Regions from separate parts of the Homo sapiens genome. Here region 2 is linked to region 1. Evidence: chromatin loops called from intact Hi-C (ENCODE). Cell type or tissue: stomach. All regions are shown on one strand. Each heading gives the region's core, and the rest is flanking DNA. Links, peaks and the distances in the headings are about the cores only. Region 1 has its middle 110 kb from the start of ASCL4. Region 2 holds the start of ASCL4 (achaete-scute family bHLH transcription factor 4).

What was found. Peaks named below come from ENCODE experiments on the same cell type or tissue, not always from the same donor. Only the 100,000 strongest peaks of a DNase experiment are listed, where the experiment ranks them.
Region 2: a loop joins it to region 1, with 2.2 times the contacts of the local background. A loop is called at or near these places in 59 of 110 quality-filtered maps.

Annotation. Positions count from the first base shown.
Region 1 is chr12:107,880,313-107,889,280 of GRCh38, forward strand. It overlaps the pseudogene LOC390358 and the pseudogene LOC644746. Among named protein-coding and RNA genes, the nearest start is that of ASCL4, 110 kb to the left of the region's middle. In stomach, for the core only: a CTCF peak has its summit at 4,977 (motif pointing left); a DNase peak (open chromatin) is centred at 4,959; H3K27me3 peaks cover 1,601 bases.
Region 2 is chr12:107,771,360-107,780,327 of GRCh38, forward strand. It overlaps ASCL4 (achaete-scute family bHLH transcription factor 4), which reads left to right and starts at 3,345. Exons shown (of 1, transcript NM_203436.3): 1 at 3,345-5,285. The coding sequence starts at 3,860. The coding sequence ends at 4,378. In stomach, for the core only: no CTCF peak of the experiment used is centred there; no DNase peak of the experiment used is centred there; H3K4me3 peaks cover 1,139 bases; H3K27me3 peaks cover 5,171 bases.

The DNA.
Region 1 (8,968 bases), core at 569-8,568:
GATGTGTATAGTATATATCAGCAAAACCATTGCTACTAAAAAATGCTGGAATAATCCCTAAAATAGGCTTATAATATTAGTAGGTTAGGTCTAATCTAATCTAAAGTGATGGCAATTTAATCTTATCTTCTTTTTCAAGGTAAATATTATCAGGATGAAGGGTTTTACTAAGAATATTGTGGACTGCAGATTTATCACCAATAAAAACCTCATTCCCGATATAATTAAATAAACGCCTGATTAGGTTAGAGGGGGTGGCAGGGTGTGATCATGGAGGATTAGAGGGAGTGGAAGGGTGTGATCATGGAGGGTTGGGCAATCTTGCCAATAAAAGGCTCTCCTATGCCCTTTCCCCACCATACCTGAGCTCTTGGTGGAAGAGGATGGCGTACAAAGATTTCAGCGGAAGAGGTGAGTCCACATCTGTGTGCTTTGCTTTTCCTTCTCAGATGTCTAGAATTGGGGTTATAACATAGGGGGATGAATGAAAGAAATTAGTAATTAATGCTTTCAACAAAGGCTGTCTGAGTGCTGCCTCGGAGTTGAAATCAGTCACCCTGGATCCCCTCACTGTAGGAGTGGTGGCAGTCAGTTTGGTATTCAGTCCCAAGGCTGCAGGAAGGATGTAGTTCTTATTCTCATTAATGAATCTCTTGCTTGGGCTCCCCTCAGAGGAGAGGAAATGACCCCAGCTCGTTGCTCCTCACATGGGTGCCGCTGTGTCATGGGCTCAGGCTCATCTGCTGGCACAGCTGCTGGGTCACCAGGAGAATCGACTCTTCCTCCAACTCAGCTCAAAGCACAGGGACCATTTGGGACTTGTCTTCCCCAATAGAACTTCAAATCTCTGAAGACATGGGCATGTGCTGGAGTGTTTGTACTCACGGTCTTGTTCTAAGGACTATAAAGCTGGAGCAGAGTAACTCTATGCATGGAAAGGTTGTCACTTGTCACACACTAAGAGGCTGTCATTTCATGAAAATTCACTTCCCTGTGTATTTTTTTTTGCCTGGCAGTGACCACAGATGAACTCTTAAAAGAAGCAACCAGATGTCCCATCTGCACAGTTTACTTAGAAAAGCCAATGTCCTTGGAGTGTGAATGTGTCTTCTGCCTCAGCTGCACCAATTCACTGCAGAAGGAGCCCCAAGGGGAAGGTGTCTTGTGTCCCTTCTGCCTGGAGGCTTCTCAGAAAAACAACATCAGGCTCAATCGGCAGCTGGGGAGGCTGGTTTCGCACATTAAGGAACTGGAGCCCAAGCTGAAAAAGATTCTGAAGATGAACCCAAGGATGCGGAAGTTCCAAGGTAAGGAATCTGTATACCCTGCCCCTTCCCACTACCAAAAGAGGAAAAAGTATTCGTGCAATTGGCTCTCCGTACCATAGGGTAATTAGCTGATGTCTGGCACCTGAAACTGAAATGTTCCTCTGGCATCAGTGATTCTCAGCCCTGACAACATGTAGAAACACCTGGTTTTATTTTTTGATCTCCAGCAAAATATACCCGTGTCTATGTCGTGGCTTAGACAAGGGATTCTCAAAACTTAAAAGAAATGTGTACACATTTATGAGATACATGTGCAATTTGGTTACATGCATTGATTACACAGTGGTCAAGTGAGGGCTTTTAAGGTATCCATCATTCAAATAATGTACATTGGACTTGAAGGATAACAGGTTCTATAGATTTTTTTTTCCAGAATGGTCTAGACAATAAATTTTCCTAGGCCAGATCCCACCCCTTCCTTTCTTCCTCTTCCACTAAAGTTGGTGACTTCGCTTTTCAACCGCATACACAATGTTGTAAAATGCTCATTCTAATAATTTTTAAATACCTTTTATCTCATCTCTTAAATTTAAGCCCATTAATATTGTCTTGCTTAAGGCCTCAACTTCCCCATAGGATGAAGAGCATCCTTCCGTCTAGGTCCTTATCTTCCTCTTGGCCTTAGATTCTCTTAAGTCCAGGCATGGGACCTCTGTCATCACATTATCAGCTGCAGAGATATCCCGTCTCCTGTCAAAACTGAACAAAATTAATTGGTTACAAATACGGAGAACAAAAGCCTGGATTCATGCCCTAGACACTATTTAAATTGGACCAATAAAATGTGAAAAAAGAAACATATCATTTAATATTGCTAACTTGCATTGTCTTAACTATCAGTCATTTTTCACTCATCAGTATTGTAGAAAGAGGGTCATGGTGTCTGTCTTGAGACCCTCCCCTTTAAGCAGAAGAAATACATGACATAAACAAACACATGACATAATGTAAAATAAAAACTTCTACTATGAATAAGAGCCACATATTACAACAAGTATATCTGAGAATTTCAACTATTCAGAGAAGTTGCCTCGAGAAAAGCTCTGACTTCAGGAAAAAAAGCAGATTGACAGAAACCAAAGTCAATGAGATATTTGGGACTTTGCAGTAGAGGAGTGAAATGGGCTTGGCTTCTGTGCATTTGCTGAGCTACTTGTTTTTGTTTTCGCAGTGGAGGTGACCTTGGATGTTGACATGGCTCACAACCTCCTCCTCATTTCTGAAGACCTCAGGAGCGTCCGATGTGGGAGGATCCATCAGAATCGGCCAAACAGTGCTGAGAGATTCAACTTCGCAGGTGCTGTCCTGGGCTCCCCTGGTTTCACCTCTGGCCGCCACTACTGGGAGGTGGACCTAGGAACAAGCAAATAATGGAATCTGGGAGTCTGCAGAGAATCTGCCAACCGCAAAGGGAACATCCAAATGACCACAGAGGATGGATTCTGGATTGTGAGTTTGATGGCTGGGGGCTTCCACTTTGCTAACACAAGCCCTCCAACACCCCTCTGGGTGAACCCCAATTTAGAGCGAGTGGGGATATTTTTGGATAGAGGCATGGGAGACATCTCCTTTTACCACCTTGGAGATGGATCCCACATCTATACATTCACGAAAGTTTTTCCTGAAGAGCCACTGCGCCCATATTTTGCTCCTTCCACTCTCCCAGAGCAGGGTATCCTGAGTGTCTGTCCTGTGATAAATCCAGGCACTGCCCATCCTCTAGTCCATCCTGGGGAGGGCAAATAAACCCCCACTGCATAGAAACAGGATCGGGAAATTAAATTACTTGGTGGGTAGACCTAGGAAGTTTCTGTTGGGTATACATATTTTACAAAATCATAGCAGAAAAATATAGACCATTCCATGATGTAGTTAACTTCATAGATTCATTAGAATAGAAGCTGAGTTTTAAATATTGATTATTGTCACCATCAAACGTGTTGAGTTTTGTGTTTATATTTTGTTTCCTAATGATATGTTTTGTATTCTTAATTTCCAAATGCTTTACCTTTTATTTCTGTAAGTTCGGCTTTATGTATTATGGAGTTTATAAGTTAAATAAATATTTGGCTGTAACCAAATGGATTATGTGAGTTTCTAAATAATAGGGGTGCAACACTTTTTATTCATAGTGCAATGTGTGGGTGGGGGGGTGGGCAGGGGTTTGTGTGTGTATTTGAACAAAACAAATGTGGATAAATACCTGTGTCTTATCCAGCACTGAACAACTTTCCACCACCACAGCTCCGTGTAGCTAACATTGTCTTGGACATGAGATTGTCTACATTAACAATGGTAATTCCCCCACTGTAGAATGTACTGCTTTGTCTCGAGTGCACTCCTGGTAATACCTGACTCTGATCAGCCGATCCTTCCTCCTTCCGTTATCCCTGTGGGGTCCTCAGTGCTGTGCTCCTCTGGCTGGCACAGCTCTGGTCACTCTGGAGATGCATGCTGGGGGCCAGGCAGTCATGCTCTTATCACAAGTCAGTTCCCTGCAGGAGGGATCTACTGAAACTAGTGCTGGCTTTTCAAGTGTTCTTTGCATTTTAAACCATTGGCAACCTTTACATACTTTTTTTTTAAGAGCCTCACTCTGTCACCCAGGCTGGAGTGCAGTGGTGTGATGTCAGCTAACTGCAGCCTTGACCTCCCCAGGTGCAGGTGATCCTTCCACCTCCGCCTCCCTCTAGCCCCAGCTGGGACTACAGGTGTGCACCATCATGCCCAGCTAATTTCTCCTTTTTTTTTTTTTAAATAGAAATGGGGTTTCACCATGTTCCCCACGCTGGTCTCAAACTCCTGGGTTCAAGCAATCTGCCCACCTTGACCTCCCCAAATGTTGGGATTACAGGTGTGAGCCACTGCTCCTGGCCTTATATCCCATTTTTAAGAATCATTGAAGATGGTCAAGGGTCTGAGGTGTCAGCATTGTGAGCTGACTTAGAAAAGGCCCTGCCTCCCAGCCACGTGAATGTGCTGGGGATATATGCAATATTCTATGACTGAAAAGTACACTTTCAGCAGAATCAGGAAGATCCCAGTATATGTATACCTGTCCTGACTGGCATAGGTAAGTTTCCCAGACTCTGACTCCAGAATTCATGAAGTTTCAGAAAAACTAGTGGAGGGAAAGGTAGGAGCAGGAGGAAAAGGAAGAAGCCAAGCAAAAGTGAAATTTTTGGTAAAACCCAAGTTTTAAAAATAAAATTTATTATTAATTAATTAATTAATTTTTTTTAGAGACAGGGTCTCACTATGTTGCCCAGGCTGGTCTGGAACTCCCAGTGTCAAGCTATTCTCCCACCTCAGCCTCCCTAGTAGTTGAGGTTATAGGTGCCAGCCACCACATCCTGCCTCAAATATTCTTTAATTTCTCTTGCGACTTCTTTGACCCATGTGTTACTAAATCTCTAAACATTTTCAGAGAAGAGTGTTGTTTAATATTTTTGAAATTTTCTGTCTTTCTGCTAGAGATGGCTATTCTGATCTATTGTGATCTGAAATCATCCTTTGTATGATTTATATTCTTTTCAATATGTGAAGGTGTGTTTTATGGCCCAGAATATGGTCTATATTGAATATTCCTTGAGGGCAGACCGGGCACCGGACCTCAATCTCGGGCGCCATCTTCTGGTTGTTAGAACAAACTGCCCGAGAAAGGCTCCCTCAAATCCCCTCATTGCTGGGTTCCCCACATGGCAAACTGGATGAACACCAAGGAGCTCCTTTTGCTCCATGCAGTTCAACAGAAAAGCCCTGTGGGTGGGCATTTGTCAACTTCTCCTCTGGACAAAGATGCCCCGGTCAGAAACACTCCCTGAGACCCTCCCAGCATCCAGATAGCAGCCCAGGCTGTGACATCTCACCCTCAGGCCAGATCCAAGCAGTGAAATATATAATCTAATTTCTTCCCCAGCCCAGCCCCTTGAGTCCCAGTTTTTCATTCTCCCATTCTCAACTCTCCCACCACTGAATGATCTAAAACCACAGGGAAACCTTTTATTGAATTATATTTTAATAAAGAGAGCCATCTCATTTCATGTAGTTTGTGATATAAGGAAAATAGTAAGATTATAAAAATATCTTTTACTTTTGACATGGTTACTAACAAAGGGAAAGGAAAAAAAAACGCCAGAAACTTGAAAAGCCTGATTATCTGGGGCTATTATTCCTGTTTGTTTTAAAATCAAACTTCTAAACACAGATCTTAATCCCAGCACTTTGGGAGGCTGAGGCGGGCGGATCATGAGGTCAGGAGTTCGAGACCAGCCTGGCCAACATGGTGAAACCCCGTCTTTACTAAAAATACAAAAATTGGCCGGGCATGGTGGTGGGTGTCTGTAGTCCCAGCTACTCAGGAGGCTGAGGCAGGGGAATTGCTTGAACCAAGGAAGCGGATGTTGCAGTGAGCCGAGATCACGCCATTGCTCTCCAGCCTGGGCGACAGAGTGAGACTCCATCTCAAAAAATAAATAAATAAATAAATAAATAAATAAGAAGCATAAAGAAAAAGCCCATTTGAAGAAACCATGGTCTAGTGAGGGTGACTTTAGGAAAGACTTAAGATTAGGTTGAATTAATTTCCTTGGTCTAAAATAAATATGAAGGCTGGGCATAGTAGCTCATGCCTGTAATCCCAGTACTTTGGGAGGCCAAGGCAAGAGGATCACTTGAGGTCAGGATTTGGAGACCAGCTTGGGCAGCATAGTGAGATTTCTGTCTCTAATTAACAAAATAAATAAATTAAATAAATATGAGGTGGTTTTACTTTGTGAGTAAAAAGTACTTGAAACTAGCTCCATTCATTGCATAAGGGCTAATAGTGATGCCTCATATTTGGCTTTGAAAGTTTTCTGGCCAAATTCCAAATTTTGTCATATGCAAACATGATATTCAAAAGCTAATCCAGAAAAAAGGGTATGTCTATATTAATCAAAATACAACCACTTGCAGGATAAATTGCTGTCCTTTGCACGTGGTGCTTCTCTATATCTTCAGTAAAAAACTCATTGATTCCAGATTTAAATCAATAACTGATTGAGTTAAAGAGAAGGGGCAGGATGTGGATAAAGTGGGAGGGAGGACTTTCTATAAAAAAGCCCCTTATAGGTGGGTCCCACTCCACATCTCAGCTCATTTCAGAAGCAGCTGGAGCAAGAGAAGCATCTTGTGGAAGTGAGTCCAGTGTTATTCCTTTCTCACTTCTCAGCTTTCTACAAAAGACAAATATAAGAGAGCAACATCCAGGGAATGAAGTAATTAATGCTGCAAGTATGATCTGAGGCCAACTCAATGCCAGGCACAGTGGGAGCACTTAGGGACACGGGATCCTCTGCCCAGAAGCTGAAGGCAGGACTAGATTCTCAATACACAGGCTGGGAGTCTGACAGATTCTTTCAATCAAATCATAGCTTGGGCTACTCTAGGAGATGATAACTTGAGTTTCCCCCATTGACTTAACCCTTCAGCTGCTGCTATGGGTCTGTGCCCAGCCAGGTGGGACCAGATGAAGAGTTGGAGGGGCTCTGGGTCTAGGCTAGGGATGTCTCAGACAAAATAATGTAATTCATATATGTAGCTATGTATTTCCTGATAGCCAAGTTAAAAAATGTAACAAGAAACAAGATAAATTAATTTTAATATCCAAAGGATTATAATTTTTAACATGTAAATCAATTTTCACCTTATTAATGAAACATTTTTCTGATAATGTCTTCAAAATCCTGGGCAGATTTCACACTCAAAGCATGTCTCACTGTAGATAAGCCTCATTGCAGGTGACAAGAGCCACATGTGGTTGGCAGCTCCTATATTAGACAGTCCAGTTCCATTCCCTTTCACAATCTCAACTCTAAGCCAAGTGACAGATCACACCCTTTATTTCAACTAGAATTTCAAATTCAGAAGACCAGGGCCATTCGCATATGTTTATATATATATATGAAAGAGAGATTCCTTAGCCTTTGCCTTGTGCTAGGGATGGTACATGATATCTCTATGCATGTGAAGATGAAATAGCCCCTGTTCTTTCATCTCCTGGATCTCCATTACTATTATGTATGTTTCACCCTAGCAGCAGCAGCAAAGGCTGCACACTTTCAAGAAGCAAGCAGATGTCCTATCCATCTTGTAATGTGGCTACATCTGCTGCCCCCACTGCTTCAACTTACTGAAGACAGAACCCCAAAAGGAGAGTTTATTGTGCACTTTCTGCTCAATAGTTTCTCAAAAGAATGAGATTAAGACAAATTGCCACCTGGGGAAGCTGATTTCCAAGATCAAAGAACTGGAGCCCAGCTGAAAGCTATTCTATGCCTGAACTCAAGGATGCCGAAGTTCCAAGGTTAGGTATCTGGAGCCCTCCCCATGAAGGCCCCAGAAAAGCCAACGGTGAAAAATGCTCTCCATTAAATATAGGAGTCAGCTGAATTTTGGCACCTAATTTTTTTTTTTTTTTTTTGAGACAGAGTATCGCTCTGTCTCCCAGGCTGGAGTGAAGTGGCCTGATCTCGATCTCGGCTCACTACAACCTCCACCTCCCAGGTTCAAGTGATTCTCTTGCCTCAGCCTCCCGAGTAGCTGGGACTACAGGTGTCTGCCACCACTCCCGGCTAATTTTTGTATTTTTAGTAGAGACAGGGTTTCACCATATTGGCCAGGCTGGTCTCAAACTCCTGACCTTGTGATCCGCCTGCCTTGGCCTCCCAAAGCGCTGGGATTACAGGCGTGAACCACCGTGCCCCGCCAAATGTTGGCACCTAATGTTCTTATGCTCTTTAAGCAACACTAGTTCTCTCTCCTGAGTATGGGTTAGAACCACCTGGATTTTTTGAAGGATGCGTAATGTTTAGGTCATGCCCTATACCTGTGCTGTCCAACATGATAGCCACTGTAACCATTAAGAACTTGAAATGTGGTTACAGCCACATATGGAAAGAGAATATGTTTGATCAAGTTAAATAAAAATATTATTAAAATTAATTCACCTGTTTCTTTTTATGTTTGATAATGTGGCTACTAGAAACTTTAATATTACACATGTGGCTGGCATTATGTTTCTATTGGGAACACTATGCTGTATCATGGCTTTTCAAACTTTTATGCATTAGATTACCTGGGGGACTTGTTAAAATGCAGATTCTGATCCTGCAGCTCTAGGCTGGTCTGCAAATCTAGATTTCTCTCCCAGGTGCCCAGATGATGCTGTTGCAGCTGGTTCCCACACACACCGAATAGCAAGGGCCTGGTATCAGCTGCATCTGAGCTTCTCTCTGGCTGTGAGGCTCATGACTGCAATATTTAGAAGCAGTCTGGTGATTTGTAACAACCCACAATGAGTCTTGGCAACCATTATGATCAATGAATTTATTCCAGGGCTAATGCCTCTCAGCAAACAGTGATAAAAGTGCATGTGGTTATTGATCCTGTACATATAGATTTGGTTGTGAATTCTGGCCCAGAGCACTACATCATGTGCTAACCACATGTAGCAGGCACTAAAGGAAATAATGCTCGATTCAATATCGCAACTTAACTCGGAGTAATTTTTGTAACCCAATTTGGTGGAATGTGTATATTTAAAGTGAATTATCATAACTCAGCTGCCTGTGTAATGTGCTAAAGTCAGCATGCCAGCC
Region 2 (8,968 bases), core at 627-8,626, 110 kb before region 1:
CCTCCCAAGTAGCTGGGATTACAGGCATGTACCACCACGCCCAGCTAATTTTGTATTTTTAGTAGAAACGGGGTTTCTCCATGTTGGTCAGGCTGGTCTTGAACTCCTGACCTCAGGTGATCCTCCTGCCTTGGCCTCCCAAAGTACTAGGATTACAGGCATGAGCCACCGCGCCCGGCCTTGACCAATTTTGATTGTGGTATTAGCAGTGAGAGAGAGAGAGAGAGAGAGAAAGTCTTGTAGATACTTCGTCCTCAGAGACAGAATTTACAAGGAGCCAGAAAACCTGGTCTAAGAGTTCTAATTTCTAATGGTAAATCTGTTGGTTTGGGCCAGATCAGGGGGTGTCATTTGAACTTTCTACACATTTTATCTTATTAAGTTTCACTGGGTTATAAAAATAAGAAAGTAATAGTGTTGGTATTAACAAGTTAAACAGTAGAAAGATTTATAAAGAAAAATGAACATCCCCCCTTCCTCCCCAATGCCACCCTTTCTTTTTAGGCAACCAATGCAAAAAACCATTTAGTATGTGTCTTTCTATTTCATTCTCCATGCTCACAGAAACACATATAAAGGACATACACATCATGTAGAATTGTTTTTATGTTCCTGCTGCATATGTTACTCTGCAATTTGCTTTTTTCACTTAAGACATTGTGGATATGTCTGCAAGTTCTTACGTACAGATTTTACTCATTATTTTTAATAATAGCATAATATTCTAAGATTTTTAACTCTTTTCCTATTGATGGACATTCAGGCTGTTCAGGCTGTTCCCTTTTTCTTCTTCTTCTTTATCTATTTATTTATTTTTTGAGACAGAGTCTCGCTCTGTCGCCCAGGCTATCTCAGCTCACTTCAACCTCTGCCTGCCAGGTTGAAGCAATTCTCCTGCCTCAGCCTCCCAAGTAGCTGGGACTACAGGCATGTGCCACCATGCCCAGCTAATTTTTTTGATTTTTAGTAGAGATGGGGTTTCATCATGCTGGTCAGGCAGGTCTTGAACTCCTGGCCTCATGATCCTCCCACCTCGGCTTCCCAAAGTGCTGAGATTACAGGCGTGAGCTACTGTGCCCAGCCTCGCCTTTTTTTTTTTTTTTTTGAGACTGGGTCTTGCTCTGTCACCCAGGCTGGAGTGCAGTGGCGTGATCTTGGCTCAGTACAACCTCCGCCTCCAGGATTCAAGTGATTCTCCTGTCTCAGCCTCCCAAGTAGCTGGGATTACAGGCACCTGCTACAACGCCTGACTAATTTTTTGTATTTTTAGTAGAGACAGGGTTTCGCCACGTTGGCTAGGCTGGTCTCGAACTCCTGACCTCAAGTGATCCACCCACTTTGGCCTCCCAAAGTGCTGGGATTACAGGCATAAGCCACCTTGCCTGGAGTCTTCGTTTTTTTAAATTGCTACAAATGTTGCAATAAAGATTATTGTACACATAAATAGGTATTGCTACATTTATTTTGGTAGGACAAAACGGCACAGATATCTGAATCAAAGGATGTGATGTGCACTATTAATTTTAACAGTTTGTTTAGCTGGGATGTGGAGGCACAAGCCTGTAGTCCTAGCTACTCAGGAGGCTGAGATAGGAGGATCCCTTGAGCCTGGGAGGCGGAGGTTGCAGTGAGCCGAGATCGCATCACTGCACCCCAGCCTGGGTGACAGTGAGACCTGTCTCAAAATAATAATAATAATAATAATAATAATAATAATAATAATTTTAATAGTTTCTTGAAGCAATTTATGCTCCCACCCTTTCCTCAAATCCTTGCCTCCCCTGAATCTTAGCAATCTTTTAAACTTTTGCCAATCTGAGAAGGAGAAATGGCATCTCAACTGTTCTTCCTTTTGCTCTCTTCCAATCTAGTCCTCAATCTGCAGACACAGTTATCTTTTTTGAAACACAAATCTTCAAATGTCACCTCCCTGCTTAAAATATTTCATTATCTTCCTGTCACTCTTAAAAGTTAAAATCTTTGACATGGCCAAAAAGCACCTTGTGGTATAACAGCCTACCTGCCTGAGTGGTGGACTTTTCTCCTAATAGAAAGGGCTTTCTCAATTCTACTGAGAAATTGTGATGATATATTAGGCTATTTGCCAGTACAAACCTCATCAGGAGCTACAACTTTTAATTTTTCTTTCTTCTTTTTAAAAGATGGGGGTCTTGCTATGTTGGCCAGGTTGGTCTTGAACTCTTGGCCTCAAGCAATCCACCCGCCTTGGCCTCCCAAAGTGCTGGGAATACAACCTTGAGCCACTGCACCCAGCCAAGCTACACCTTTAAAAATGTGACTAACTTATACCCGAAAGGAATAATTATTTCTATTTTATTTGCCTTGTTTTTTGAGTTGCTTCAGGCGGATCATTTAGAACAAACAGGGAAGAACAGGACTTGCCAAACTAAAAAGAAAAACATGTTAGGGCAGCACCTTGTCTGCTGAGGAATAGGCAAAAGCTCTCATCATAAATGTAGGGGGTTTTTGCTTCTCTTGTTTTTAAGTAGGACTTTTAAAGTAGAAGACACCTTTAATGTACTGGTTTGCAGAAGAGGAAATCTGATTTTCAGTGTGATAACATATTCTTTGACGTTAACCAGTACAGTTGGATTTTTAATGACACTTTAATCTTCAAAGGTTTACCAACACGGATGGATTAATTATTCATTTTGGAGGGGTTGTGTCTTAAAAAGACAAGTCTTCAAAGACATCATCCTTTCTCCTTGGAACTTGGAGTCTCCACCTTTCAAATGTTGCTTTCCTGCCCCCAAGAGAGAAAATAAATGACATTTTTTAAAGAAGAAGAATCCAATGGAAAAACACTCTTTGCGCTATGGAAAGATGATGTCCTTATATCCTGGGTGAGATTAGAAGAGGAGGCTGGGAAGCAGTATTTAAGCTGTGTTTACAGTAAGCACTGTGAGAAATAACCGGCTAAGCGCGTTTGTTATTGTTCAGTCTTTTGATGTGCTTTTAAAAAGTCGCATCTCCATAAAACACCCTCAACAACCATAAAACAACATATGTTGGAACATAATATGCAGACCCTTATATTCTTTGCTACAGTCTGTATTTTTCCTATACCCTTCAAACATGCCTCATTGAGTTTTTAAAAGATTCGGTTTGGAAGAAGAAAAACCTCAAGCCTCGCCCCGGGTCTTCCTTGACTTGACACATTTTATAACCGCAAGAGAGCAGTTTTTCCTTTGATGAGGCTAAGACCCCAGAAATGAAAGAGCAAGTTTAAGTTTGCAAACACTCTAAAAGCTCCTTCCATTAGACCTGGTCGCGGGAAACCACAAAGGACAGTCAAGTGATTTTCAAGGAGAAAGCCTCTGGTCCACTTTCCCTCCGCCGCCAGATCTGCAGGTTCCTGGGAGGAGCTCTTCTCAAATCCTGAAGATTGCTAGGCTCTTGGCGAACGACTCATCTCTTGAAGACCTAGAGTGGTGGATTACAGGCATTGAAAAGCTTTTGGTGGCTTTGGAAGATGACTCTGGTGTGAGCTCACCTTTCCAGGCTGGGGGACCAGGCAGAGGAACCCCCTTTGTTATCTTCTGAAAGAAGATCAGTGGGGAAGACGGGGTTTGAAGTGTGGATTAGGAGATCCTACGTCTTTGCCTACCACCTCTGCCTAAATCATAAAAAGATCGAGGAGTGCAATGAACTTCAGGAATCATGCACCGTTTCCCTGAAGCCTGTCCAGGAACCTAACTTCTGGACCCAGAAACTTCTGCAAAGACAGACCCACTGAGCCAGGCAGTCTGCACCAGCACCTCTGCTTCTAAGATTCTGTTTCGTCTTCTTCTATTGAGAGATTGACCTCTTGAGTGATTTGTGTGCTTTCCGGCAAATGATGGAGACGCGTAAACCGGCGGAACGGCTGGCCTTGCCATACTCGCTGCGCACCGCGCCCCTGGGCGTTCCGGGGACCCTGCCCGGACTCCCGCGGAGGGACCCCCTCAGGGTCGCCCTGCGTCTGGACGCCGCGTGCTGGGAGTGGGCGCGCAGCGGCTGCGCACGGGGATGGCAGTACTTGCCCGTGCCGCTGGACAGCGCCTTCGAGCCCGCCTTCCTCCGCAAGCGCAACGAGCGCGAGCGGCAGCGGGTGCGCTGCGTGAACGAGGGCTATGCGCGCCTCCGAGACCACCTGCCCCGGGAGCTGGCAGACAAGCGCCTCAGCAAAGTGGAGACGCTCCGCGCTGCCATCGACTACATCAAGCACCTGCAGGAGCTGCTGGAGCGCCAGGCCTGGGGGCTCGAGGGCGCGGCCGGCGCCGTCCCCCAGCGCAGGGCGGAATGCAACAGCGACGGGGAGTCCAAGGCCTCTTCGGCGCCTTCGCCCAGCAGCGAGCCCGAGGAGGGGGGCAGCTAGCGAGCGCCCGAACTGGCCAGGACCCCCGCGCCCGCCGCACAGCGCGCAGCCGGGCGCTCAACCTAAGGTCCTCTTCGAAGGTGGTTTGCATTCTTAATCTGGCATCTTCTCCAGGCCTAAATCTTAAGAAAAAGAAATGGGTGCTGGGGTTTGGGGGATGGGGGAGTTGTTTTGACATTTGGGAATTTCTCCCCTGCCCTTATTGGTTACGTGCCTGCAACTTATAGGTGCTTATTAAGGAGACTCTTTTCCTATACTTCTAAAATGCAAACTGTTTCAGATTCTGAGCACCTCATTGTAAATACGATTATTCTAAAAACTCAAAGGGCGAGAACAACTGGAATTTCCCACCTTCCGTGGTGTGGGTAAATGGTATACATAAACATTAAACCTTAACCAAAGAAGAACTTTACCGCCACCAAAACAGAAACAACCCCAAACAGCCAAAAACAGTCCTTAAAAATGAGAGGAACATTTTCTTGCATTCCTTCCTTCGGGAATTGTATTCAAAATGTAATGGAAAGTAATTGTTGACCTCCTGCTTTGGGTGAAGGAGACTGTAAGCTGGTACTTGAGAACGAATTTGCCAGCATGTGCTGTTGTTGACTGTGTGAATGATGGTGCCAGGGAATCCGTGGCTTGGTACACACTGTTTCATCCAGTGGCCACGTGGAAGCTTTGTAGCATTGAGCAGATAGTAAAATATCTTAGAATTAATGATCTCTTTGGAAGAGAGCCCAGATTTGTATGAAAACTTGTTTTTCCTCTCAATTGTTTTGTCCACTGTTTTCTTCATTTTCCTTTTCTCTGCATACCCCCCGCCCCCCAACGTGTAGCTCTCCATCTAAGTTTTGGATAAACTGAAGTGGCACTGTGACTTTAAAAATAAAAAAGAAATCTACTTGGAAGTCCTTTTTGCGGGTTGAGCCAGATGGGGGAAAGATATGGGACAAGACGGATGGATTGAAGTTGGTACATTCTCAAATATTTTTATCACCATTAGGGCTTCCAGGTACAGTATATGGAAATGATGTAGTGACTTTGGCCATGTTAAAAGCCTTTTTAAAATATTGAATTTGGGTCATTTTTTTTCTAAGAAACAATTTTGAGTTCAGTAGATAAGTTAAATGCCTGCTGATGTATGAAGATCAACTTCCCTAAGATTGTTTTCTAATATGCCGAATTATCCTTTCCATGGAGGCAGCTTTGGTTTGTGGGGGAAGAAGGAGGGGAAATGGAAATGGACAAAGAGAACTAACAGTGGAAGTGCATCCTCCAGGTAGATTTCACTTAGATTTTATTACCCCCTTTTACAGTTGTAGCAACTAAGGCAGGCTATATCTTCAGTGGACATCTTTTATGTGCTAGGAATTTTGTTGTGGCTTTTTACATTTTGTCCTATTTAATTGTCATAAATTTGTGGGGTGGGTATGACAAATATTTTGTGATTAAAAAAAATATGAAGCTCAAAGAGGTTACATACCTTGACCAGTTTAGTGTTGCTAGGATTCCTTGAGCTGAGATCAAGTCCCGAGCCTGAACCCAAAGCCAAGGATTTCTTTCTCCCTTACCATGCTGTCTCTTGCTCTGTCATTTGCTAGCAGAGCAAATGTTGCTTCAACTCAGTTTTCTCACCTGTACAGAAATGTTTACAGAAGTGTATGTGAAAGACCTTGGTAATCTGCAAGGCACTAACCAATGATAAATTAGTAGTTTTATTATTTTGGGGAAAATACTATTTCTCAGTTTATGGAGAGTAAAGCCTGGTTAAGAATAAAATCTCTAGGTGGAGTTGGTATGATTTCTTCAGTGTTTCAAAAGAGGGACAGAGTGACCACACTCTCTTACCTCCTCTGGTAATGTTCTAGGATACATGCTTTGAACACTGAATCCATGTTAAAACATAGAATTGGCTGGGTGCAGTGGCTCACCCTGTAATCCCAGCACATTGGGAGGCAAAGGTAGATGGATCGCTTGAGCTCAGGAGTTTGAGACCAGCCCAGGTACTGGAAACCTTAACGTGGTTTTATTTAAAGCCCTGTTGAGAATGAGGCAATGATTTTGAGAAACCTTTTGGAAAAATAAAAATAAAACCATCTCTCAGCTGGGTGTGGTGGATCATGCGTGTAGTCCCAGCGCTTTGGGAGGCCAAGGTAGGAGGATTACTTGAGGCCAAGAGCATGAGACCAGCCCTTGGCAACATATAGAAACCTTGTACCTACAAAAATTAAAAAAATGTATCCGGGCTTGGTGGCACGCCTCTGTAGTCCCAACTGCTCAGGAGGGCGAGGTTGGAGGTTTCCTTGCACCCAGGTGTTTGAGGCTGCCGTAAGCCATGATCGTGCCTCTGCCTGCACTCCAGCCTGGGCAACAGAGTAAGACTACTATTTAAAAAAATAGTAATAATTAAATGAACTCCTTCCGCAATCATATAACTTTTTAAAAGAAGAAATCTTGCAGTTTTTCTGAGACCTTCCCCATGACTTACAGGAGGAGCACCAATCCGGGAATGAGACCTTTAAAAAGGTTTGACCTCTTTTCCGGCGAATGATCACTTCATTAACCCTAGAACAATTTGACTTTCAAAAGGAACAAAATAAATTTCCAGTGAATTTTGTGGAAGCAAGAATGGAGGGGAGTTTTATGGCAATGAAGCATTCATAAAAGGAGAAAGATTTTCATGTCCTTCAACATCTTCCCTTTTTTTATTTTTCCCACTCAGCCCAGACATATCCCTTGATCACACTTGATTGCTTTTAGAATACTCCCTGTGGTTGGCAACCTGAGTAATTGCTGCGACACCCCATCCCACCCCACCCCACCCCGAGCGTGCAAAGCAGGAGCTGCGTTGGGATGTGGCAGAGCGTGCCCTGGCCCTGGGGCTGGATCCAGCTCTTGCCACTCACTGACTTGGTGACTTTGAGCAAGTCCCTAACTGTTGTGTTCTCAGTTTTCTATGCTAGAACACATGAAGAGTGTCACATTATCTTTTAGACTCTTCCAGCTGGAAAATATCATGCATCCGACCTGTGCAAAGTCCGAGCTGAGGGAAGCAAATGTAATAAGACATGCCCACTTCCTGCCACACAGCACGGTGCTTTCTGTTCCTGTATTTCCCTCTTCCCACTAGAATGATCCAGCCCTGGGGCTGCGGCCTACTTTTTTTTTTCTTGCTGTTACCACGCCCAGTTAAAACAAAACAGCACAAAAAATCACCAAAAGCTTTATAAGTTTTTTATGGAATGGAACTTGAAGACTCTTTACAAGCTGGTAGGGAAATAGACCGGTTTTACCTCAATATGAGGAAAAAGGTATAAATGGTATAACTGATATCCAAAATGGAAGATATGCTATGAGGAACCAAAGAAAAGAGGGATTTGGTCCAGCCTCAAGTGAGAAGGGAGCAAGAAGGAAAGGCTTTGGTGGATGCAGTGTTTAGTAGGTAAGAATGGAACGAGAACTCCAGGCAGAGGGAATAAGAGGAACAAAGTTGCTGCAAAGACAGGAACTGTTTGGAGAGCGCAGAGAGGCTGAGTAATAGGAGACTGCATACAATGGCTGAGGCAGCTCTAGGGACATTGAAAGCCAGGCTAAAACAGCTTGGAGTTTATTTTTTAACCAATGGGGAACTACTGAAAAAAAAATTGAGGGAGGGTTTTGGAGAAGGTACGTGGTTAAGGATCATGGTACTCCGGTGGTAGGAAGCAGCGGACCAATAGGGTATTGCCATAATTAAGGGAGAGGAAACAAAGTAGGGGCCTGAACTCTGACAGTATCATTGGGAATGTGAAGGGAGGGATGGATTGACAAGTGGAACTGATAGGTCTTGGCAACTCAGAGGAGGGGGAGGGGATGAGGAAGAGGGAGAAGTTAAAGACAACTGTGGTTGAAATTGAGAACACAGAAAGAGAAGTGGATTTAAAATGTAAGAGTCTTGTTTTGGAGACGCTGAATGTAAAATACTGGTAGGCTACTCCTGCCCACAAGCAACTGAAAATGCTGAGGTTGAGGTAAAGAGAAAAGTCAAGCGTAGCTGTTTCTTTAAGAGCCACACACTTATGGGGAGTTATAGAAGTAGGTATGATCTCCACAGGAGAATGTTGATGAGAAAAAGAGAAGAATTGGGCATGGTGGCTCACACCTGTAATCCCAGCACTTTGGGAGCCTGAGGTAGGAGGATCACTTGAGCCAGGAGTTCAAGACCAGCCTGTGAAACATAAGGAGACTCCCCGCTGTCTACAAAAAATTAGCCAGGCAGGGTGGTGCATGCCTGTGGTCCTAGCTACTCGGGAGGCTGAGGTGGGAGGATCACCTGAGCCCAGGAGGTCGAGGCTGCAATAAGCCATGATCACACCACTGCATTCCAGCCTGGGCAACAGAGTGACACTGTGTCTCAAAAAATACATATAAATAAATAAATAAAGAGAAGAAAGCAGGGACAGGCCTGCGTTGAAGGTGTGTCAGAAGAAGAAATGTCTTTGAAGAGAGCTGAGAAATAGGAGCCAGAGAAGTTGGAAAGAGAATCAAGCTGGTATGAAATTGTGGCAATTAAATGAGGATATAATTGTATAAGAAAGAGGGAATGAGTGA